Regions from separate parts of the Mus musculus genome. Here all the other regions are linked to region 2. Evidence: chromatin loops called from intact Hi-C (ENCODE). Cell type or tissue: heart. All regions are shown on one strand.

Region 1 (8,000 bases), 170 kb after region 2:
ATACCTTCCAAAATACAATGAAAATGAAGGCACAACATAACCCAAACTTATGGGACAGCATTAAAGCAGTGCTAAGAGGAAAGTTCATAGCACTAAGAGTGCCCTCATAAAGAAATTAGGCAGTCCTTGTACTAACAATTTAAAAGTGCACCTGATGCTGGGTGTGGTGGCGCACACCTTTAATCCCAGCACTTGGGAGGCAGAGGCAGGCAGATTTCTGAGTTCGAGGCCAGCCTGGTCTACAGAGTGAGTTCCAGGACAGCCAGGGCTACACAGAGAAACCCTGTCTCAAGAAAGAAAGAAAGAAAGAAAGAAAGAAAGAAAGAAAGAAAGAAAGAAAGAAAGAAAGAAAGAAAGAAAGAAAGAAAGAAAAAAGAAAGAAAGAAAGAAATGCACCTGAAAGGTCTAGAGAAAAAAGAAGCAAATGCGCTCAAGAAGAATAGATGGCAGGAAATAATCAAACTCAGGTCTGAAATCAGTCAATTAGAAACAAAGAGAAAAATACAAAGAATCAACAAAAGGAAGAGCTGGTTCTTTGAGAAAATCAACAAGATAGACAAACCCTTGGCCAAACTAATTAAAAGGCAGAGATACAGTATTCAAATCAACAAAATAAGATATGAAAAGGGAGATATAATGGACACTGAGGATTTTCAAAGAATCATTAAATCTTACTTCAAAAGCCTGTGGTCCACAAACTTTGAAAATTTAAATGAAATGGATGATTTTTCTAGACAGATACCATTTACAAAAGTTAAATCAAGATCAAGTAAACTATCTAAATAGTCCTATAACCCCTAAGGAAATAGAAGCAGTCATTAAAAGACTCCCAACTGAAAAAAAGCCACTGGCTAGATGGTTTTAGCACAGAACTCGACCATGATTTCAAAGGAGAGCTGATCCCAATACTCCTAAAACTATTCCACAAAACAGAAGCAGAAGGAACATTACCAAACTCATTCTATGAGGCCACAGCCACCTAAACCCCACAAAAACCTAACTAAGAAAGAGCGTTTCAAACCAGTTTCCCTTATGAAATGCAAAAATACTCAATAAAATACTCGTAAACCGAATGCAAGAACACACCAAAGACATCGTTCACTATGATAAAGCCAGATTCACCTCAGGGATGCAGGAGTGGTTTGATATCTGTAAATATATCAACTTAATCTACCATATAAGCAAACTGAAAGAAAGGAGAAAAAAAAAAAAAACATGATCATCTCATTGGACGCTGAAAAGCCTTTGACAAAATCCAGTATCCCTTCATGGTAAAAGTCTGGGAGAGATCAGGGATGTGGGGTGCATACATAAACACAATAAAAGCAATATACAGCAAGCCAATAATAACCAACCTCAAATTAAATGGAGAGAAACTCAAAGCAATTCCACTAAAACCAGGGACAATACAAGGCTGCCCACTCTCTCCCTGTGTTTTCAATATAGCTGAAGTTCTAGCTTCTCTTCCTATCTCTTCAGGGTAGTCCCAGCCACATCACTAAGACAACTAAAGGAGATCAAGGGGATACAGGTTAGAAAGGAAGAAGTCACAATATCACTATTTGCAGATGATATGATAGTATACATAAGCAACCCCCCCCCCAAAAAAAACCTACCAGAGAACACTCCTACAGCTGGTAATACTTCAGCAAAGTGGCTAAATATAAAATTAACTCAAAGAAATCAATAACCCTTTTTTATCCAAATGATAAATGGGCTGAGAAGATAGGGAGACAACACTTCACAACAGCCACAAATAATATAAAATATCTTGGGAGTAATCTAACCAAGTGGGTGAAAGACCTGTATGACAATAACTTCAAGTCTCTAAAGAAAGAAGTTGAGGAAGATCTCAGAGGATGGAAAGCCCTCCCATGCTCATGGATAGGTAGGATTAACAGTGCAAATGGCCATCTTGCCAAAAGCAATCTATAGATTCAATGCAATTCCCACCAAAACTCCAACACAAGCCTTTACAAACCTTGAAAGACAAATTCTCAACTTCATATGGAAAAGCAAAAAACCCAGGATAGCTAAAACAATCATGAACAATAAAACAACTGGAGGAATCACCATCCCTGACCTAAAGCTGTACTACAGAGTAATAGTAATAAAACCTGTATGCTATTGGTATAGAGACAGGTTGATAAATGGAACCAAACTGATAACCTTAAAATGAATCCACACACCTACTGACACTTGTTTTGACAAAGAAGTCAAAATCATACAATGGAAAGAAAGCATCTTCAACAAATGGTGCTTGTCTAACTGGATATCTGCACGTAGAAGAATGCAGATAGATCAACATTGATCACCTGTTGTGGATTTGGTTTTACGCTTGCACTGTGGGTTCCCAAAATGGCACCCACAGGTGAGACACTGAGGGTCTCTGCCCCCGGCTGGTTCTGATTGGTAAATAAAGTTGCCAGCAGCCAATGGGTGGGCAAGGAGATAGAGGCGAGACTTTAGGATTCGCAGGCAAGGGGACAAGGAAGAAGGAGAACTGCTCTGCCGGGGAAGATTAAGATCCAAGCTTGAGAGCTGCCAAAGGGAAAACATACACTCATTCATGTAAGGGCCAGGAAGAACAGGTCTAGAATAGCAAAGATGGATATAGATTTTAGTAAGTAATAACTCAGGTGTATCAGAGGGGAGGCATTAGCAACATGGAAGTTTGGAAGTGGTCCAGCCATTGAACTATTTAAGGCATATTAAATATAAGGCTGTGTGTGTGTGTGTGTGTGTGTGTGTGTGTGTGTGTGTGTGTGTGTGTGTGTGTGTTTCATTCAAGAATCCAGAGTATTGGGGCAAATAGCAAGGAACTCGCACTGCTGCCGCTGGGGAGAGTAGAGCAGATTAATCTACTACAGCAACAATCACCCTGCACAAAACTCAAGTATAAGTGGACCACAGACTTCAACCTGAAACCGGAAACACCAAATCTGATAGAAAAGAAAGTGGGGAATGCCTTGAACGCACTGGTACAGAAGACAACGTCCTGAACAGAACACCAAAGGCTCAGGCATTAAGATCAACAATTAGTAAATCAGACCTCATGAAATTGTAAAACTTCTGTAAGGCAAAGGACAGTTCCACCACGAGGACATTACAGTTCCATATATTGACGCACCAAACTTGGGAGCACTGACTTTCACAAAAGAAATGCTCTCTGATCTAAAGCCACAGATTGACCCAACACAATGACACCCCACTCTCACCAACAGACAAGGGTAGACATTATGCCCCATGCTCCAGAAATAAGGCTCAGACTCAAAATATATTTACAGACACCTTGGCCATACAGCTAGGCTCTTCCTTTCTTTCTTTCTTTCTTTCTTTCTTTCTTTCTTTCTTTCTTTCTTTCTTTCTCTCTCTCTCTCTCTCTCTCTCTCTCTCTCTCTCTCTCTCTCTCTCTCTCTCTCTCCCTCCCTCCCTCCCTCCCTCCCTCCCTTTCTTTCTTTCTTTCTTTCTTCCTTCCTTCCTTCCTTCCTTTCTTTCTTTCTTTCTTTCTTTCCTTCTTTTTTTTAACTAGATCATAACTTACTATAACCCATTTACTCTAATCTACATTCTACCATGAGGCTGCTTACCCATGCTCAGGTACCATGTGTCTGTCCCCTCTCATCTTTCTGGGAGAATCTCCATTACCTGGCTTTATCCAGAGTTCTTTCTGCCTCCTGGATTTCCCACCTTCTCCTCCACCTGGGTGTGTAGGTGTGTCCTAAAAAGGCTATTGTGGGTTTCAGAGAGACTTCCCAGCATCCTGTGCTGGCTGAGTGTGGCTCAAGTCTGATGGTTCGGGGTGTATCTCTAGTCACTTTCTCACTCTTTCCCCTGTGGCCACCTTATCATCTTCATGAGTTATGACCCTAACAGAAGGAATTCCTCGAAGACATGAGAAGGAGCCAGTAAGTCAAAGCGAGCTCCTGGGAGGGAGATCCAGATCTGCTGAGACAAGGATGGAAACCAGTCTGCAAAAGTAACGTAAAGCTCTGGGGAAAAGAAGTCTGAGTATTAATTGTATGTTCCAATGTCGCCCCCTCGTGTTTATTCGGAGAACTACAGCTCATGTTTGGGCGGTAGCAGGGATATTGTGACTGGGCTCCAACTGCTGTGGGCTAGCCTGACCTGAGCACAGTGGGCTCTGACCTCCAGGCTGCAGGACCATCATTCTCTGCTCCCAGATGTCCCGACTCCATCCAGTACAGGGTAAGTTCAGGTACGCTTGGAGATTTGTCCTGGGAACTCGAAGTTGAATTGGGAGGGCTATGCATCCAGAGGATGTTAACAGTGGGAGGACAGTACTGAGAAAGGTGTCTTAAAATGTAAAGTAGAACACATCAGCATGGGGTGTGGCCTGCACTGACTCTATCCATCTCTTGGCTCTAAATCCTTGGATCTCTTTCACGTGTGCGCGCGCACATACAGAGAGAGAGAGAGAGAAAACAAAAGATGTTTTGAAAGAAAAGAAGGAACCCACAAAATTAGTTGGGTGTGGTGACACATACCTATAATCCCAATACCTGGGAAGTGGGGGCCAGAGAATCACCACAAATACGGGTCCGACAGAGTCTATATGTTGAGTTCTAAGGAGACATAATGAGACCTTGTCTCAAAAGCCAAAGGTGGAGGCAAGAAGTCTGGGGATGTGCCTCAGCTGGTAGAGGGCTAGCCTAGTGTATGAAACCCTGAGCTCAGCCTCCAACATGCCATCAGGCTGGGTGTTAAAGTGGAACCTCGTGGTTTCTTTGGAAAGTCCATTATGTCAAAGAATGTTTCACTGAAGCAGACACAGGTGAAAGGCTGTTTTGCTACGGCAGAGTCAAGAAGGAACATTTCGCTGAGCAAGCACATGAAAAGACTCATGATGAAGGATTCTTTGCTAACAACACGCATGTATTGGTCTGCCTTACATGTGTTGTTGCGCTCCTGGTAATGTTAGGCAGCTTCTTGCCACTTCTGTAGACTCGGGCCGATTGGCAGAGTGATGTCGGCTGATTCAGACTCACTTGGAGTTTGGCTACGTCAGACTCACGTGCTGAGGCAAGACACGTGGTGAGGCAAGACCTGTAAAGGACACGTGATGTTTGGAAGGTGTACAAATAGGACTCAGTGGACAGTGAGAGGGGCTCACTCCCATAGCTGACTTTGCAATGCTTTTTGATCTCTGCTTTGCTGAGAGAGGCACTGCCGAGAACTTCTCCTGAAATCCCTGATGGTCCTGGTTCCTCCTGCTACCTCCTGCCGAGGCCTGGCAATTTCTGCCAGGTCATGCCACCACTGCTAATTTGAATTTGCCATCCCGAATCTACGGCACTAGAATGCTGCTATGTTCGTGAAGTGTTTGCTAGTGGATAGAGCCGCCGCTGCTGACCTGTGAACGGAATTGCAGAAGGGAATTCCTAAGAATCATTTCTACACAAGGGCACTTCCCCTGTATCATAAAAAGGTTAAACCATTTAAGAACCGTCATTAACAGTAGGCATTGGAAAATTAAAGCTGCCTTTCGTCTGGCGGCAGCCATCTGGTGAGGCAAGATGGGTGCATACAAATACATCCAAAAGCTATGGAGGCAGAAGCCGTGATGCCCTGATGCAGGTCGAGGGTCCGCTGCTGGCAACACCGCCAGCCCTCTGCACTGCACAGGGCTCCCCACCCCACCGGGCCCGAGAAAGCTCGAAGACTGGGGTACAAGGCTAAGCAAGGCTGTCATTTACAGGATTCGTGTCCGCCATGGTGGTCGCAAACGTCGGGTTCCTAAGGATGCAACTTACGGCAAGCCTGTCCACCATGGTGTTAACCGGCTGAAACTTGCCGGAAGCCTTCAGTCTGTTGCTGAGGAGAGAGCTGGGCGCCATTGTGAGGCTTTGGGAGTCCTGAATTCCTACTGGGTTGGTGAAGATTCCACATATACATTTTTTGAGGTTATCCTCATTGATCCATTCCATAAAGCTATCAGAAGAAATCCAGACACCCAGTGGATCACCAAACCAGTCCACAAGCAGAGAGATCTGCCGGCCGAAAGAGCCAGGGCCACAAGTTCCACCACGCCGTGGTGGTTCCCGCCGTGCGGCCTGGAGAAGGCGCAATACTCTTCCAGCTCCACCGTTACCGCTAATACATGTGATATTTGTAAAATTCATATCCAATAAACAATTTGGGACAGCCGTTTCTGCTTATAGGTGTTATTTGTTAAAAGTAGTCTACAGATTGTCATGAGTGTTCTGTGAAAATGTAGAAGTTAAAGTGCAATAATTGAAAATTACAGGTGATGGCACATCTTGTTTCTGGTGTACTTTCTTTGTATTATCTGCTTAAGGGACTAAATATATAGTGTTTGTGCTATGTGGTGTCCTGTGTGTAAGACCCTGTAAAGGGTAAAAGGGAGTCCTGAAACGAGTCCTGCATGTGTTGGTGCACGAGACAGAATCTACAGCTTTATGATGGCATCTTCTGGTTCGATGACGTGATGGCTTGCTTGGGAATTTGATGAGTACAAACTTTAGAGCTGGATTTTGCTTAGAAATACGTAGGAAGAGCACGTTTCAACCCTGTTTTGTGCGTAGACAAGTGAGATCAACTATAACCCACATTGTGAAAATTGAATCCAGGGTTATATTTTCAGAAGACCAGATAAACTTGTTGGAAGAGGTTTCACTTTCTGTTGGATCTACAGTATGGATTTGGGGATGGTGAAGGTTGAACACTGGATGTAGTGGGGCCTATTTAGGGCAGATTATTTCCACTAGAAGTTGTAAGCTAGTAACTGTGGTTACAAGTTAATATCAACCTAGCAAATATAATAAGTTGTGATCAAGATTGCAAACATTAAGCTTTTCCAGCAGCTGGTGTGTGCAGAGGCAGGCGGATCTCGAGTTCCAGGACTGCCTACAGTATAGAGAAATTGTCTCTATCCCAGTCCACAATAAAGAAAAACCAAAAGTGGAATTTTCTCAATTCCAGTCAATTCATCACGGGTAAGAATAGTTCATTTTGGTAGTGTGATTTCATTGTTTACAATCTACCCATAGGTAGGTGGCCGGTAACTGCCTGGATGTTCTTCACATTTGACAAAGGCTGCACCACATTTTATTTCTATCTGCCAAGCCTTGGAGTAGTTTCTCACAGTGATTCTGAGTGTGGAAGAAATAGTATTGTCCCTGAACAGCTGGCTTGGTATCAAAATCTAATTGAGGCTTTTATTAAATTGATTTCCCTTTGGAGATTTTAAAAGGATGATCTGATTTCCAGAAAATAGTAGACTCAAAGTCTTGAGACCTAAAATTCTTTTCTATTCGGCAAAACAAGTCACTGTATAGAGATTGTTCAAATCAACTAAAGTAATAAATGTCTGCTAAACAAAAAAAAAAGAGAGAGAGAGAAGAGAGAAATTAAAGCTACAGGGTGTGGTGATGTGTGCCTGTAACCCCAACACTTGGGAAATGAAGACAGGAGAGTCAGGAGCTCAGTATCACTCATAGCCACTGGCCTAGGCGACACGAGACCCTTCTTCAAACAAAACCAAACCAAAGCCACAAAGCACTGGGGTGTAGTTCAACTAGGTGAGCAAGGCTAGACCTAGGTACAGTTCCACAGCCAGTGCTTGCATGGCATGTGTGAGACCCATGGTCCCAGCACTAATACCAACATATGCACACACACACACACACACACAACCACACACACACACACACACACACACACACACACACACACACTTCAATCACACTTCCGTCCCTAGCACTGAAAGGAGAGAAAATAATTCTCTTGCTACTCTGAAGCATAAAGTAGGTACACTGGGCGTGGCTGCTTCTGGAAACTCTAGGAAAGAATCCACGCTCTCCTCTCCTGAGCTTCTGGAAGCTTCCTGCTTTCCTGTGTCACTCCAAACTTTTGAGTCCGGCATCCTGACTCCTGTTGACTCCACTGGCCATCCTTCTGATGAGACCCACCTGATTCATTACCCGGTCACCTATGATAACACCCCATCTCAAGGTCCT
Region 2 (8,000 bases):
ATGGGAGCCATGAAGGCCAAGGCCCAGGAAGCAGCAAAAACAGGCCAGATAAAGCTACTAATGGGAGGGTAGCAAAGTCAAGCTCCCCCCAACAGGACTCAGCCCAGAATCTGCAAAGAGCTGGAGAGGTCCTGGGAACTGAACTCTCCTCCCTAAGATCACAATCTGTACCTAGGGATAAGCCCAGGATTGGAACCCAGGTACTCTGCCACCAGCACAGGGCTCTTTGCTACCCCTTCCCTTTATAGGGCCTGCCAGAAGAGAGGGAGTCACATCCAGGGTCCAGGACATGGGCAAGAGTGGCTAGTTCCTAAGGTACAAGCTTGGGACCAGGTACAGATACCACTCCTTCACCAAACCAGACCTCTAAGGGACAGAGGGCTCCTATGATGTGTTCAGGGCAGGCACAGGGTTACAGCACCCTGCATGGAAGTGACCGGGGCTGCAGGGATAAGGTGGGCTCTTGATCTGCTCACGTGCTGTGCCGCAGGATGCTTCCTCAGTGGGGCAGATGGTCCCACCTCCAGTGGTGGCAGCTGCTGCCTCAGGAGACAGCAGCACCTCCGGCCACTTCTGGCTACAACGGGAGCAACAGGGGCCAGAGAGTGAGGCCAGGCCCTGCACAGTGTGGAGGTGGTGGTGATGCGGGCAGATGTGGGGCATACTGAGTGAGGCTAGCAGCAGCCTGGGTACAAGTCTGTGGCTTGTCTGTACTAGCTGTTTGCTGTGATATTCTTTCAACAGCTCCTCCAGGGCTGCTGCATTCTCTTTCTTCTCTGTGATCAGGCACACCAGGACTCCAATGGTGTCCTCGTTGGCATCTTCTGTCCTATAGGCAGGATTAATCCCACTGCCTCCTCCACCAGGGCTGGGCCTGACTTCCTTTTGGGCTGTGCAATGGTAGCTCTGCCGCTTGAGCAGGTTGCACACCAGGATGCCCAGAAGCCCCATTAGACAAAAGACAGGAACGATGGCAATCACTACATACTGGGCAGCCGTCTCCTCAGGACCGCTTGCCCGAGTGCCATTCCCAGGCTGCCGAGGTTCGCCCTGCCGCCCTGACTCATCACAGCCACCAGTACTTGGTGGTGCCTTGGGACATGGCTGACAGGGAACATGAGGAACTCCCTGTGGCCCAAACCACCCACGCTGGCAGTCTCCACACATTGTATCACGAGTTGCTGTGCCAGCCTGGGCCTCCAACCTCTTTTGAAGGCTGCAGCGGTAATGAGGCTGACATGGATAGGAGTCCCCTGAGGCTGAAAAGGTGCCTGGGGGGCAAGTTCTGCATAATGTGCCCTGTCCTGGATCCGGGTCAGGCTCTTTGCCAGGTGGACACAGCCAAGGAGTTATTGGTGTTGGAGTGGCCAGGGGCCAGGGCAGCAGCACAAAGAGGCAAGACAGGGGCCAGCACAGCAAGGTCCGCTTCATCATCAGGCCCTGGCGTGACATTGACCTTCTGACAGACTGCACCTAGCGCAGTGCTGGGAGGACGCGCAGCCGGCGGGCTCACATAGACAGCACCAGGATGGGACTGGACCAGGCAGAAGAGCATCCGCCGCGCAGGAGAACTTCCTCGGAGCAGCCGAGCGGGGCTGAGGGCCGCGCGCGCCCTCCTTACCTGGCCTGCAGCCCCAGCTTTGCTCAGCGCCCGACGCGGAGCCGGGGCCCTGCTAGGCGAGCGCTTCGGGGCCGGCCGCGCAGCCTGTGTGCCTTTTGAATCACATAGTGAGTTCTAGAAAACAATTTTGTGTTCACCCCTCCAGCTTTTTCCAGAGACAAACTCTGAAGCCTTGCGCTCTCCCGTCACTCTCCATGGTCAAGCATGGAGACCACAGCAGACGCTGAATTCTAGGACCGTCCAGCCAGAGCAGCAGTGCTCAGGACTGCTTTCTTCCCTGCTGGACCGTGTTCACAGTGAGAGTGGGATCCTACATCTGCAGCATCTTCCTACCTGGGCTGTGGCCAGCCCCGTGCCTCTTTTCACGGATCTTTTTATTTTTTCTCCTCTTCCTTCTCCTCCTCCTTTTTTTTTTTTTTTAAACAAATCTCACATCATAGCTTAAACTAGTGATTCTCAACTTCCTAATGACCCTTACATTCAGTTCCTTAGGTTGTACTGACCCCCAACCATAAAATTATTTTATTGCTACTCCATAACTGTAACTTTGCTGTTAAGAATCATAATGTAAATACCTTAGGTGACCCCTTTGAAAGAGTCATCTGATCTCTCCTCCTCCCAAAGGGGTTTCAATACACAAATTGCGAACCTTTGGCTTAAACTTACAGGAGAGTGCAGGGCTTCAGATATGCCTACGGAAAGAAATGGAGGGGCTCGTGGTGGGTGATCTCAGATACTGGCTAATTCCAGTGCTTGTCAGGACCAGGGCCAGGATTGAAGAGAGGCACGAGATAAAACAGCACCACAGAGCGCAAGTGACCAGGGAACCCTACATTTATTTCCTGGCACTTCATCAGGCCCAGATGTCTGAAAACAATGTCCTGATGATTTTTTTTTAAAGATTTATTTATTGGTTATATGTAAGTACACTGTAGCTGTCTGTCTTCAGACACCCCAGAAGAGGGAGGCAGATCTCATTACGGATGGTTGTGAGCCACCATGTGATTGCTGGGATTTGAACTCGGGACCTTTGGAAGAGCAGCCGGGTGCTCTTACCCACTGAGCCATCTCACCAGCCCCTGATGATTTTTAAAGAAAAAAGATTTATTTATTAATATGTAAGTACACTGTAGCTGTCTTCAGATGCACTAGAAGAGGGCATCAGATCTCATGGATGGTTGCGAGCCACCATGTGGTTGCTGGGATTTGAACTCAGGACCTTTGAAAGAGCAGTCAGTGCTCTTAATTGCTGAGCCATCTCTCCAGCCCCCCAGTCCTGATGATTTTGAGGGCTGCACTGTTAGTGCTTAGCATGGAACTTAGGTTTTCCACGGACACCAAATTGTTCGGAATCATAAAAACTTCTTTGAGGGTCAGCACAATGGCTCTTCAGTGAAGGTGTCATCACTGAGTTTGATCCCTGGACTCACAGTGAAAGACGAGAACTGACTCTGCAGGTTGTCCTCTAACGTCCACAGGTGCACCCACGTGACAAATACAGATGTAATAATGGAAAGAATTAGGGTTCATCTTAACTGTGACAGTGCTCTGTGATGTGGGCTGTGCTGTTAAAATGAGCGGTTGTGATTCACTCCCCACATCTGTGACTTGGTGTCCCCTCCTCCTGGCACCTTCCCATTGAGAACTGTTAAGTATGTTTTACCAGTCATGGTCACAAGGTGGCAGCACTTCCTCACTGGAGTTTCCTAGTGAGCAAGCCAGACAGGCTGTTAGGATTAGAAAGGGGTGCATTAGGTGACTAGGTCAACTGTGTCATCCTGTCTGTCCTCCCACCCCCCACCCACCCACCCCTCACCCTGGATCTCTGTAGAGTGACAGAATTGTGGACACTAACATCTAGATCGGAATATACTTTAGAGAAGAGCTTACAGAACACACAAGGTTGTTGTTTAAATACAATTCTGATACTTTTTTTTAAGATTTATTTATTATTATATGTAAGTACACTGTAGCTGTCTTCATACACTAGAAGAAGGCATCAGATCTCATTATGGGTGGTTTTGAGCCTCCATGCGGTTGCTGGCATTTGAACTCAGTACCTTCAGAAGAGCAGTCGGTGCTGTTAACTGCTGAGCCATCTCTCCAGCCCCCAATTCTGATACTTCTAGTGGAGACTGAAAGCCCTCTCCCTTCCTCTTCTGTCCCTGCCTCTGTCCTTCTCTCTCTCTCCCCTCCCCAACATGTCTTTCACTTTGCTGCTCTGGTCTTGTTTCCTAGGCTGGCCCCTAACACATCCACCCACTGCTAGGATTTGGTAAGCTATCACTGCTGGGTGGTGGTGGGTCACACTACGTAACAAGAGATCACGGTAGAGATGAATTTTCATTGCACCTGTGTTGATTTGTGGATGAAGTGAGAACAGACTCTGGAGGGAGCATCTAGCCTGTCTGGTGTAGCTATGACTTTAACATACCACAGGATCTCAGTGTGTAGCTCTGGCTGGCTTGGACCTCTCTATGTAGATCACAGAGATCATTGCCTCTGCCTCCTGAGTGCTGCAATTAAAGGTTCCCCTACCTGTCCCTCCAGCATGACTCCTGCTTAAGTCCAGGCTCTGCTCCTAAGTGTCGTTCCCACTCCTCCATCCCATGGCTCCTCTGACATTTCCAGCAGCTTCTCTTGTTTAGAACCCAGAACTCCTCGCTCAAGGTATCATTCGATGACTTCTGTACCCCAAACCTTCAGAGGTTCTTTGGCAATCACGGGTTTCCTTTAAGTGTGTCTGCCTAGTTTGTTTTCTTTCTTTCTTTCTTTCTTTCTTTCTTTCTTTCTTTCTTTCTTTCTTTCTTTCTTTCTTTCTTTCTTTCTTTCTTTCTTCTTGAGACAGGGTTTCTCTGTGTAGCCCTGGTTGTCCTGGAACTCACTCTGTAGACCAGGCTGGCCTCGAACTCAGAAATTCACCTGCCTCTGCCTCCCAAGTGCTGGGATTAAAGGCGTGCGCCACCACGCCCAGCTTTTTTTTTTTTTTTTTTTTCTGCCTAGTTTTCATGGTCCTTCAACATAGCCACTTTAGCAAGTTTACCTAACTTCTGGTTTCTCAACCACATCTTTCTGTAATGGTGATCCCTGTTTCCTCCCCTTTCCTAAACTGGGTTCACTACTCTTTCTCGACAGTGGTAATGTCTGCTCTAGAGTTAGACAAGCTGGTTTCTAATTCCAAGGGTACCACTGACCTTGGCAAATCACCTTCCTTTCTGAGGGACCAGCAACCCCTGCTGAGGCAACCTCATGTGTTGTTAAAATGAATAAATGGAAAAAAATTTAGACTACTTTCTTGAGAACTGCTAAATGAGCATCTACAACAGCGATCAATGCCTGGCTCCTTTTGCTTTTGTGTCTCCTGTTTCCGTAGTAGTCCTACTGTTCAGATGCCCAAACCTGCCTCTCTCAGGAAATACGTCCCAGACATTCCTCACCCAATGGCCCTGATCTTTTGCTCATTATTTCACCCATGTATCAGCTAGCAGCTAGTGCATCAGTTTATAGTGGCTATATGTTAATGGGGCGATGGGACTAATTTTCTTTTTTAGTCTTTTTTTTTTAAAAGATTTATTTATTTCATGTATGTGGGTACACTGTCACTATCTTCAGATACACCAGAAGAGGGCATCAGATCCCATTACAGATGACTGTGAGCCACCATGTGGTTGCTGGGTATTGAACTCAGGACCTCTGGAAGAGCAGTCAGTGTCTTCACCTCTGAGCCATCTCTCCAGCCCCCTTTTTAGTCTTTTATGAGAGCTTGAGCGTTGTCTTTAATGCTGCGACAGCTCCTTCTGCAATCAAGAGTCAGATCCTGGTAGCTTCGTGAATACCTTAGGGATAGCTTTCCTCAGGGCTCTTCCTCTTTGTACGCTTTGCTGGTCTCTTTTTCATGTCATGAGCTATTCCGTCTCCAGGAGGGATTGATGAAAACATTTAAGTTATTATCACTTAAAATTTTTAGCTGGGCATGATGTTGCAAGTCTAATTCTAGCTCTTGTGAGGTAGAGGCAAGTGGGTCTTTGTGAGTTTGTGGCCAGCCAGGGCTATATTGTCAGTGAGACCTTTTCTTAAAACATTAAAAAGTATTATGTGTCTGTATGTGAATGCAGATGCCTCAGGAGGCCAGAGGCGCCAGATTCCTTGGAGGGGGAATTGTAGGCGACTGTGAGCCACCAGATGTGGATGCTAGGAACTGAACACAGGTCCTCTGCAAGAGCAGCGAGTGCACATACTGCCCAACTAGCTCTCTAGACCTGATGAAATTCGTAAATGAAACTCTGATAAATGCTTTAAGGAAATTAGGCACAGTAAGGACTTAAGCCCTGTGAGAATTGCTTCAGCAGCCGGAGCTTGAGAGATGGGCACACTTTCCTATTTTGTAATCTTAAAACCGAGTCCCTACCCTCTTGCTTCAGAAGACATTGAGGACAAAGCATAACTGGCACTCAGATAGCACAGGTTCTTCAAGGGAAGCCCAGGGCCCCCGACCTGACTCTTATAGATTTTGCTTTCAACCCTAGTCAGAAGAAGTATCTTGGTATAGAAGGCTGGGTATTTGCAACAGGAGTTGTAGTTTCCTGCCAGTGGCTATTTCAGCCATCGTGTGCTGTGCATTTCATGAAATGAAGCAAAGATTTCCCTGAGGCTTGGAGCAGAAAGGGTGGGGGGCTTGCTTATGGCCAGCATTTTCTTTATATCACTCAGCTCCTTGTTCATTAAGTGCTCTCCCAACCCGGGGAATTTTGGCCTTTCTTCTGCTATGGGTTCCCACCAAAGTTCAAGTTTAGTTACATCTGCTTAATTGGTTATGTTTTGAGAAGAGAGGCCCAATGTTGCTTTTCAGAATTCCAGTTTTCACTGTTGGTTTTCAGTTCTGGTTGTTTGTTAGAATCTGAGACATTGACCACCTTCCAGGGCCTGCCCCAGGCCCCAAGGGAGGCTCATTTGATTATTCTGTGTTTCCAGGCACTGATAGTTTAAGAGTGCTCCCAAGATGGCTCGGTGGGTGAGGACATTTGCCAGCAAGCCTCAAGGTCTGTGTTGGCTCCCCAGGTGGGAGGAAGGAGTCTCCTCTTCTAAGCTGTTTTCCAACCTCCAAATGCTTGCGTGGTTTGCTCGCTCCTTCCAGGAAATAAAATGTAGTAAGTGAAATAAAATAATGTTTCCAAGTAATATAGTCATTTTATAGTGAGGAAGCATAGCTAGGTGCTCCATGCCCAGCACCCTGGGCACCTCACTTGCTGACCTCGGGAGACACGGTGTCACTCCTCTGCTACCTGGCTAAAGTGCACACCTTGAACTTAACCCTGAAGAAATATTAGGTGAGCCAGAATTGAGGGTTATCACAAGCCCCATCCCCACTCCCATCACACCAAAAAACAGATGGCTAATATTCTTCAGAAAATGTTAAGGTCACCCAGGTATGGGAGTAGTACTGAGGAGCCAGAGGTATAAGGCTCACAAATTCCAGGCCAGCATGAACCTTGCCTCCAGCAAAAGTGAAACCACTAGGCTCAGGTCTATGATCCCAGAACTTGGGAGGTGGTGATGGGAGGGTCAGGAACTAAAGGTCCACCCGGATTGTGTAGCACACTGGAGAGGCACCTAGGCTGAAAATAACCACCACCACCCTCCTGCGGCAACAGTGAAAACCTAACCTAACAAAAACCAACCGACTGAATAAACCCCAGGCCTCATCAGCTCCTCAAGTTCATCTGGGCCACTTCCAAGAACAGTTAGCTCCATAGCAAGCTCAGGCCAGGCTGAACTACAAAAACGAGACTTGCCTCAAAAACAAAGCAAACGGGCTGGAGAGATGGCTCAGAGGTTAAGAGCACCGACTGCTCTTAACCTGAGTTCAAATCCCAGCAACCACATGGTGGCTCACAACCATCTGTAATGAGATGACACCCTCTTCTGGGGTGTCTGAAGACAGTGTACTTATAATAAATAAATAAATCTTAAAAAAAAACCAAACCAAACAAAAGAACTAAATCAAAATGTTATGGTCATGAAGACAAAAACTTGGAACAACTCTACCAATTTAGAGAAGACTAAGGGAATTGAAGATAAGCTCAGAGGTAGAACACTTTGCTAGAGTGTGCTAGACCTTGGGTTCAATCACCAGGACTTCAAATCAAAAATCAAAGTAAAACAGAAATACCCACTACTAAAAATAACCTTTAAAGGCACGAAACAGGTAAATATGATATAGAACCTTAGGTTGGAGCTTGGTTCAGTAAAAGGTGGTGGCCCATGTCTTTGATCCCAGGACTCAGGAGGCAGAGGCAGGCAGATCTCTGTGAGTTCCAGGTCAGCCTGATGTAATAGGGAGTTCCTATCAAAGGCTACACAGAGACACACTGTCTCAAAA
Region 3 (8,000 bases), 120 kb after region 2:
GGGGCTGTCCTACAGATAGGCAGTGAGGACACTTCCCATTGAGCTTCCCTGAGAATCCTCACAGCCTGTCAGATACCTCACACAAGAGACTTGCAGTTGCCTAGCATTCAGGTTGGGCCGGGCCACAAGGTGGGCCATTCTTGTTGGGAGTTTGGTGTTGACTCACATGAATAAGAGATCCCCCAAAAGAGAAGCCTGAGTGCAAGAAATTATCTAAAAGAGTAACGAGTGCCTAATAAGATCTCCAGGGTGGGGAGGCTGAAGATGTGGCTCTGGACAGATAAACTCGTGCTACCCAGCGCCTGTGTGACCCTGACTCAGTGACTGTATTTCCTGCCTCAGTTTCCCCATAATAGGACATATGGTAAATGATCATTGCCATGCCTGCAAATGAACCTTAAAAGGAGCAATGATCTGACCTTCCATAGACCAGAGTCTGTTACTATTTGCTGCAGGAAATAATCCCTGGGCCTGACACCCTGGAGAGCAAGGAGCTGCCATTTGTACACGGTTTCCTCCTATCATTTTAGGGCTCTCAATTTTCCTGGAAAGTCTCACAGGAGCATCACAACAGTTGGCTGGTTGTCTTTCATACCTCTCCATGTACGCAGTGCACACTGGGTCTCAGGAGGAGATACCCAGGTGACCTACCTCAGACATGGCTCTAGTCTAGGCTGTCAACAGCCTACAATCAACCATTGTCCCTGTCAGCTCTAACAAGAGGGCAAATTTCAACCCAGGCTAACAACTTCCCAGGGTTCCTGGAGTCCAGGCTGGGTCTGGAGCAAAGTTTCCTGGTGCTCACCTCTCCGTGAGATTCTCATGGTTTCCTCAGGGAGGCCCTGCTTGAGCCCTGAAGGGCATGCTCAGGATACATATCCTGTCTTAGTCAGGGTTTCTATTCCTGTGCAAACATCATGACCAAGAAGCAAGTTGGGGAGGAAAGGGTTTATTCGGCTTACACTTCCATACTGCTGTTCATCACAAAGGAAGTCAGGACTGGAACTCAAGCAGGTCAGGAAGCAGGAGCTGATGCAGAGGCCATGGAGGGATGTTCCTTACTGGTTTGCTTCCCCTGGCTTGCTCAGCCTGCTTTCTTATAGAACCAAGATTACCAGCCCAGAGATGGTCCCACCCACAAGGGGCCTTTCCCCCTTGATCACTAATTGAGAAAATGCCTTACAGTTGGATCTCGTGGAGCCATTTCCTCAACTGAAGCTCCTTTTTCTTTGATCACTCCAGCTGTGTCAAGTTGACACAAAACTAGTCAGTACACATCCTAAGTTACTGTGCAGAGTCTGACATCCTCAGACTGAGTTACCTAACAATCTCTTTTCTGAAAGAGTGGGTCCAAGCAAGGCATCCCTGTTTATTGCTGGTTTTCTCCCCTCTGTGTGCCGTGAACTAAATGCTCCTTCCACAAGGTAAGGGACATAGTAGAGTCATCTAGGATTGTCAATGCTGTGTGGGAGGCAGGATTAGCTCTACCCATGACCCAGAGGTTACAGAGAATTACTTACTGTGTACATGAAATTGTCCAGTCAGGACCCTACGACGATAGTTTTGATCTGTCATTTCTATTGTGTAGACTCCCGTATCCTTCATGGTGACCCTTTGGATGAGCAGGGATCCATTGCTGTATAGTGTCTCTCTGCCACTGTGTACAGGCCCTTTTATAGTCTTATTAGTGCCTGTTACAAATCGTACAATTTCAGCATTTGTAGACGTAGTAGATCCCTTGTGCCAGCTAAAGGCCGAGACTCCCTTCATCATATTGTAAACAACTAGAATAACATTGTTGCCTTCAGCAGCGTGGAGTGGAAAAGCCATAACAGTCACTTGTGCAGTGGTGGGAGGGCTCCAGGAGGCTAAAAGTGAGGCTAAGAGGGAAGAGAGAAAGACCTATCAATCTTAGGACCTTTGCAAAACCTCTCAGCCTTGCTGTGCCTGTGTCCTATTGGGTGGTGGCCAGCAGATCACCTCCATTCCTCATCTTTCCACTGTAGGAAACGCTCTTCTCCGGCATTCACACAGCTCACTGCTCACTGCCCTCAGATCCCAGCTCACACTCAGAGTCTTTGCTGAGTGTAGGCCTATCTTCTCTGACCTCCTCCTCTAAAGACCCTGCGCCTTCATTTTCTGGCCTTTCTCTTCTTTGTTTTTTTCTGAAGTGCTTGCCAACCTGACCCCACCTAGATGCCCTCGCAGGTCTGCCGTTCTGCACATAGAACTAGGGCTTTGTGAGGAGGGCTAGGTAGATTTTGGCTTAACCCTTGCTGCTTGGAACATGCTCATATACCTCTTTGCAAATCAGTGTCCCAGAGCCTAGTGTATTTGCAAATTTCTTAGTGTAGTATGCAATAATTCTATTTACTTGCCCCAGTTTGGTTTTTATGTGGAGAGTCACCCTGACAGAGTTGTGGACTTCAGTCTTCAGGATATCCTAGCCAGTGCGATAAACTTAACAATAGGGAAGAACTGAGTTTCTCCTCACCACTAGCCAATTCACACTCACTGAGAGCTTCCTGTTGCCGTCAAGCTTCAAGCAGAAGCCAGATGTCCCTTCTCAGGTTCCTTTCCTCTCCCAGAAGACCCCAGCCAGTCTCTGAGCTCCCCTGCTCTCTACTGGGAAGGAATATCTCCTTACCTGTGAGCAGTAGTCCAAACCAGGGAACCTGCCCTTTGTGGAGATGTGCTGAGGCCAGCTCCATGTCTCTTCTGCCTGCTAGCTTCTTCTCCAACACTACTGCTAAGCCTGGCTGCCCTGATATCTGCCCTGCTTTTCATAGCAGAATTGATTCTCCTCCCAGAGAAGGGCACCTCCCAGATTCACGTGGGGTGGGGGTGGAGCCTGTGACTCTAACAATGCTGTTCTGTCAGTGCGGGCCTCCCATCCTTCTATTCCTCTCTTCCCAGTTCATTGTTCTAGAACATACTCTGAGCAGTGTTCTAGAACATACTCTGAGCAGAAAGGCTGAGATGTGTCCTATACCCTGGCCTTGGGGCTGTCAGCAGCAGAGGGAGTTCCAGCACTTCCTGTAGCCTAGAGTGACATAAACCTCAGGGGAGCCCTGTGTGCCCTGTTCTCAGTGCTCACTCAAAGTGTGGTTTACTCCAGGCAGGAAGTGGCAGAGTTATCTGGAGGGTTAAGGAAAGGCCTAGCTGAGTGATGACTGGGTAGGACCTGATCCATCGTCACTGATGACACCAGTCATGTGTCTGATCCTAGGATACAAGTTGTCTCAGGGGCTTCATATCCTGGGTGTGCAGGAGGAGGTGACCTGTGTGTCCTGGAAAGAGGACTGTGTGCTCCATCTTCCTATAGAGGGCGCCAGGAAGACCTCCCCAGCTTCCGGTGCTGGCCAAATGTGATTCAGGTCTGCCCATGCTCTCCGTAACATTCCCAGGATGGCTTTGTTCTCCTTGGTGAATGCCCTGGGATTTCCCATCTCTCCCATGGATGATGGAGGATGGAAGGGACCACATTGGTTGTCCTTGCAGAATGGAGTTCTCAGAGATACAGGAAAAAGCCAGTAGGACAGAGTATGGTTACGTGAGGGAGCTGGCTCCAGTTGTGTCAACTGGGATGGAAACTGCAATCCAGGTTGCAAGATAGGTTCTTGCGTATTCTTTCGTTGGTCATCCAGATCCCGGGAGCTCTGTGGGGGTCTGGCCTCTTGGCACTGTTGCTCCCTCCACTGGGCTGCAAACCCCCCTCGGCTCCTTCAGTCCCTTCTCCAACTCCTCCATCAGGGACCCCATGCTCAGTCCAATGGTTGATTGTGAGCTTCCACCTTGCCTCTGTACTTGTCAGGCTCTGGTAGAGCTTCTTAGGAGACAGACAGATCCGGCTTCCATCAGCTAGCACTTCCTGGCATCCACTATCGCATATGGGTTTGGTGGCTATATGTTGAATGGATCCCCAGGTGGGGCAGTCTCTGGATGGCCTTTCCTTCAGTCTCTGCTCCACACTTTGTCTCCGTATTTCCTCCTGTGAAGATTTTGTTCACCCTTCTAAGAAGCAGTGAAGCATCCACACTTTGGTCTTCCTTCTTCTTAGGCTTCATATAGTCTGTGAATTGAATCTTGGGTATTCTGAACTTTTGGGCTAATATCCACTTATCAGTGAGTAAATATCTTGTTTGTTTGTTCCTTTGTGACTGAGTTACCTCACTCAGGATGATATTCTCAAGTTCCATCCATTTGCCTATGAATTTCATGAAGTCATTGTTTTTAATGGCTGATTGGTAGTCTGTTGTGTAATATACCACATTTTCTGTATCCATTAGTGACCCATGGCCCTGGCCACACATGTGGCAGAAGATGGCCTTATTGGATATCAGTGGGAGGAGAGGCCCTCAGGCCTGAGGCTGTTCAATATTCCAGTGTAGGGGAATGCCAGGGCAGGAGAATGAGAGTGGGTGGGTGTGGGACCATCCTCTTAGAGGTAGGGGAAGGGAGGTGAGGATAGGGGATTTCTGAAGGGGAGACCTGGAAAGGGGAAAACATTTAAAATGTAAAAAAAGAAAATATACAAGGGGTGGTTATGCCTTTTTTCTGTTTTTTTCTGTTGATTATATGGTCCAATTTCGCCCCCTGGTGTTCAGGAGGAGACCTGCAGCTCACATCTGGGTTGCCCTATGGATGGTAACAAGGCTTTCAAAACTGTGGAGGAGCCCTTCTGGCCCACTGCTGCACCGTGGTCCCTGGCCCGGGGAGTCTGCGGACACCCGCAAGGTCCCACACAGGATCCGCCACGGGATCCTAAGACCTCTGGTAAGTGGAACACAGCGCCTGCTCCAATCCAATCGCGCAGGACCTGAGACTGCATTAATTAAGGAAGCAGATAATCCAGCCTGACCCAGGGCTCAAGTCCCTTCTGGCCCACTGCTGCACCGTGGTCCCTGGCCCGGGGAGTCTGCAGACACCCGCAAGGACCCACACAGGATCTGCCACGGGATCCTAAGACCTCTGGTGAGTGGAACACAACTTCTGCCAGGAGGCAGGTTCAAACACCAAATATCTGGGCACCTTCCCTGCAAGAGAAGAGCTTGCCTGCAGAGAGTACTCTGACCACTGAAACTAAGGATAGAGCTAGTCTCCCAGGTCTGCTGATAAAGGCTAACATAATCACCTGAGGAACAAGCTCTAACCAGAGACAACTATAACAACTAGCTCCAGAGAATACAAGATGGCGAAAGGCAAACATAAGAATCCTACTAACAGAAATCAAGACCACTCACCATCATCAGAATGCAGAAGTCAAAATATCACTTTTTGCAGATGTAGTGGCTATTCCTGGTTGTCAACTTGACAATATTTGAAATGAACTACAATCCGGAATTGGAAGGCTCACCAGTGACCCTTATCTGGAGGCTTGGAGATCCTTATCTGGATCTTGGTTTGAAGATCTTGAGCCATAGTGGCTATGGATTCCAGAAGATTGAATCTCCGAGTTTAAGAAACACACCTTTAATCTGGGCTACGCCTTTCATCTGGGATTAAAGGTGTGGTGGAACACACCTTTAATCTGGGCTACACCTTCTGCTGGAGACAATATAAGGACATTGGAAGAAGGGAGTCTAGCTCTTGCTCCTGCTCCTTCACCTGCTTGCTGCGTGAGATTGAGTAACTGCTAGATCCTTGGACTTCCATTCACAGCTGTGACTGAACGATTGTTGGGAATTGAGCTGCCGACTGTAAGTCATCAATAAATTCCTTTATTATCTAGAGACTATCCATAAGTTCTGTGACTCTAGAGAACCCTGACTAATACAGAACTTGGTACCAGGAGTGGTTCTAGAGTAACAGAAGTACAAGGATGAATCTTTTAAAATACTGGAATTGGCTTGTTGATCCACCAGCACTTTCAACTATTGAAACCTCTCCAGATTCTCTCCCTCCTGGGAGCTCAGAGAATTTTGAAGACCCATGGTTGAAACTATATTCCGAACTTAAAGAAGCTAATGACCTTGATTTTCTTAATGAATTAGGTGATTCAGTGCACAAAGCTTTCTACAAGATGGGGAAAAAATCGGAAAATGATTTTACTGGCTGGCTGCTCTTAGTATCTGTGGAAAGAATGATGAATGAAAGGAAGGAGTTGTGTGATAAAATCGAAAGTCTCCAGACACAAGTAAACGATCTAAAAGTTGCTAAGTGTGTCCTTGAGGAGAATCTTCTCTCTTGTAGCAATAGAGCTCAAGTTGCAGAAAATCAAACAGAAACTCTCATTGTAAGGTTGGCTGAACTACAGCGAAAATTCAAGTCTCAGCCTCAGAGTGTGTCGACAGTTAAAGTAAGGGCTCTAATTGGCAAAGAATGGGATCCTACAACATGGGATGGGGATGTGTGGGAAGACCATGTTGAAGCTGAGAATTTTGAATCCTCAGATTCTCAAGGGTTTGCCCCACCTGAGGAAGTAGTACCCTCAGCCCCACCTCTTGAAATAATGCCTTCCCCACATGAGGAAATTAATTTTGCAGAGTCTGCTCACGGCCCACCAATAGTTTCTTCTAGACCTGTAACCAGACTCAAAGCAAAACAGGCTCCTAGAGGGGAGGTAGAAAGTGTAGTCCATGAGGAAATTCGCTACACTACTAAGGAGCTTAATGAGTTTGCTAATTCATTCAAGCAGAAACCTGGTGAATATGTGTGGGAATGGATTTTAAGGGTGTGGGATAAGGGTGGAAGGAACATAAAACTAGAGCAGGCTGAGTTTATTGACATGGGTCCTCTGAGTAGAGATTCTAGGTTTAATACGGAAGCTCGCATAGTTAAAAAAGGTGTCAAAAGTTTGTTTGAATGGTTGGCTGAGGTGTTTATCAAAAGATGGCCTACTGGAAATGACTTGGAGATGCCTGATATTCCATGGCTTAGTGTTAATGAAGGGATTTTAAGACTTAGGGAAATTGCAATGCTAGAGTGGATATATTGTGTAAAGCATAATTGTCCACAATGGGAAGGTCCAGAAGATATGCCTTTCACCAGCTCTATAAGACGCAAATTGGTGAGAGGGGCACCAGCACATTTGAAGGGTTTTGTTCTTTCCCTTTTCCTTGTGCCAGATCTTAGCATTGGAGATGCTTCTGCTCAATTAGATGAATTAAATTCACTGGGTTTAGTTGGATTCCGAGGTAACAAGGGCCAGGTGGCAGCATTGAATCGCCCGAGACAAGGTGATTCTAGTTATTATAATGGACAGCGTAGACAAAAGAATGTTTATAATAACATACCCAGTAATGGTCAGCACAGGAGAGGTGAAATTTATAATGGCATGACTCGGTTGGACCTTTGGTACTGGCTAACCAATCATGGTGTTTCCAGGAATGAAATACATAGGAAGCCTACTGCATATTTGTTTGATCTGTATAAGCAGAAAAATTCTCAAACAAATGAAAGAAAGGCTACATTAGATCGTGGTAAACAGCAATCTCGGCCAGTGAATCAATTTCCAGACTTGAGACAGTTTGCAGATCCAGAACCCCTTGAATGAAGGGGTGGCCAGGTTCCGCTGAGGAAGGATCTTGATAAGACACTCAAAGGTTTTGCTGTTACCCTTTCTCCAGTTCTTCCCCAGAGGGACCTACGGCCTTTTACAAGGGTAACTGTACACTGGGGAAAAGGAAATAATCAGACTTTTCGGGGTCTGCTGGATACTGGTTCTGAGTTGACACTGATCCCAGGGGATCCCAAGAAACATTGTGGCCCTCCAGTTAAAGTAGGGGCGTATGGAGGGCAGGTGATTAATGGAGTTTTGACTGATGTCCGACTCACAGTAGGTCCAGTAGGTCCCCGGACACATCCTGTGGTGATTTCCCCAGTTCCAGAATGTATAATTGGGATAGATATACTCAGAAATTGGCAGAATTCTCATATTGGTTCCCTGAACTGTAGAGTGAGGGCTATTATGGTTGGAAAGGCCAAATGGAAGCCTTTAGAGTTGCCTCTGCCAAAGAAAATAGTGAATCAAAAACAGTATCGTATTCCTGGAGGCATTG

Evidence for each region. A loop is a pair of places that touch in the nucleus more often than their neighbours do. Peaks named below come from ENCODE experiments on the same cell type or tissue, not always from the same donor. Only the 100,000 strongest peaks of a DNase experiment are listed, where the experiment ranks them.
Region 1: it touches region 2 in a loop (7-fold over the local background); 37 of 42 quality-filtered maps call a loop at or near these places.
Region 3: a loop joins it to region 2, with 7 times the contacts of the local background. A loop is called at or near these places in 14 of 42 quality-filtered maps.

What each region holds. Positions count from the first base shown.
Region 1 is chr7:25,595,787-25,603,786 of GRCm38, forward strand. It overlaps Gm51473 (a long non-coding RNA gene), which reads right to left and starts at 6,477. Exons shown (of 2, transcript XR_003946731.1): 1 at 5,775-6,477; 2 at 4,876-5,067. It also overlaps the pseudogene Gm4607. In heart, a CTCF peak has its summit at 4,047 (motif pointing left); a DNase peak (open chromatin) is centred at 4,055.
Region 2 is chr7:25,421,341-25,429,340 of GRCm38, forward strand. The region is part of intron 4 of 4732471J01Rik (RIKEN cDNA 4732471J01 gene); the gene reads left to right. It also overlaps the pseudogene Gm20949. Among named protein-coding and RNA genes, the nearest start is that of Cxcl17, 12 kb to the left of the region's middle. In heart, CTCF peaks have their summits at 3,281 (motif pointing right) and 5,226 (motif pointing right); a DNase peak (open chromatin) is centred at 3,271; H3K27me3 peaks cover 2,156 bases.
Region 3 is chr7:25,537,054-25,545,053 of GRCm38, forward strand. It overlaps Ceacam2 (carcinoembryonic antigen-related cell adhesion molecule 2), which reads right to left and starts at 2,951. Exons shown (of 9, transcript NM_001113368.1): 1 at 2,648-2,951; 2 at 1,521-1,880. The coding sequence starts at 2,711. All of the region lies in intron 6 of 4732471J01Rik (RIKEN cDNA 4732471J01 gene), which reads left to right. In heart, a CTCF peak has its summit at 4,593 (motif pointing left); no DNase peak of the experiment used is centred here.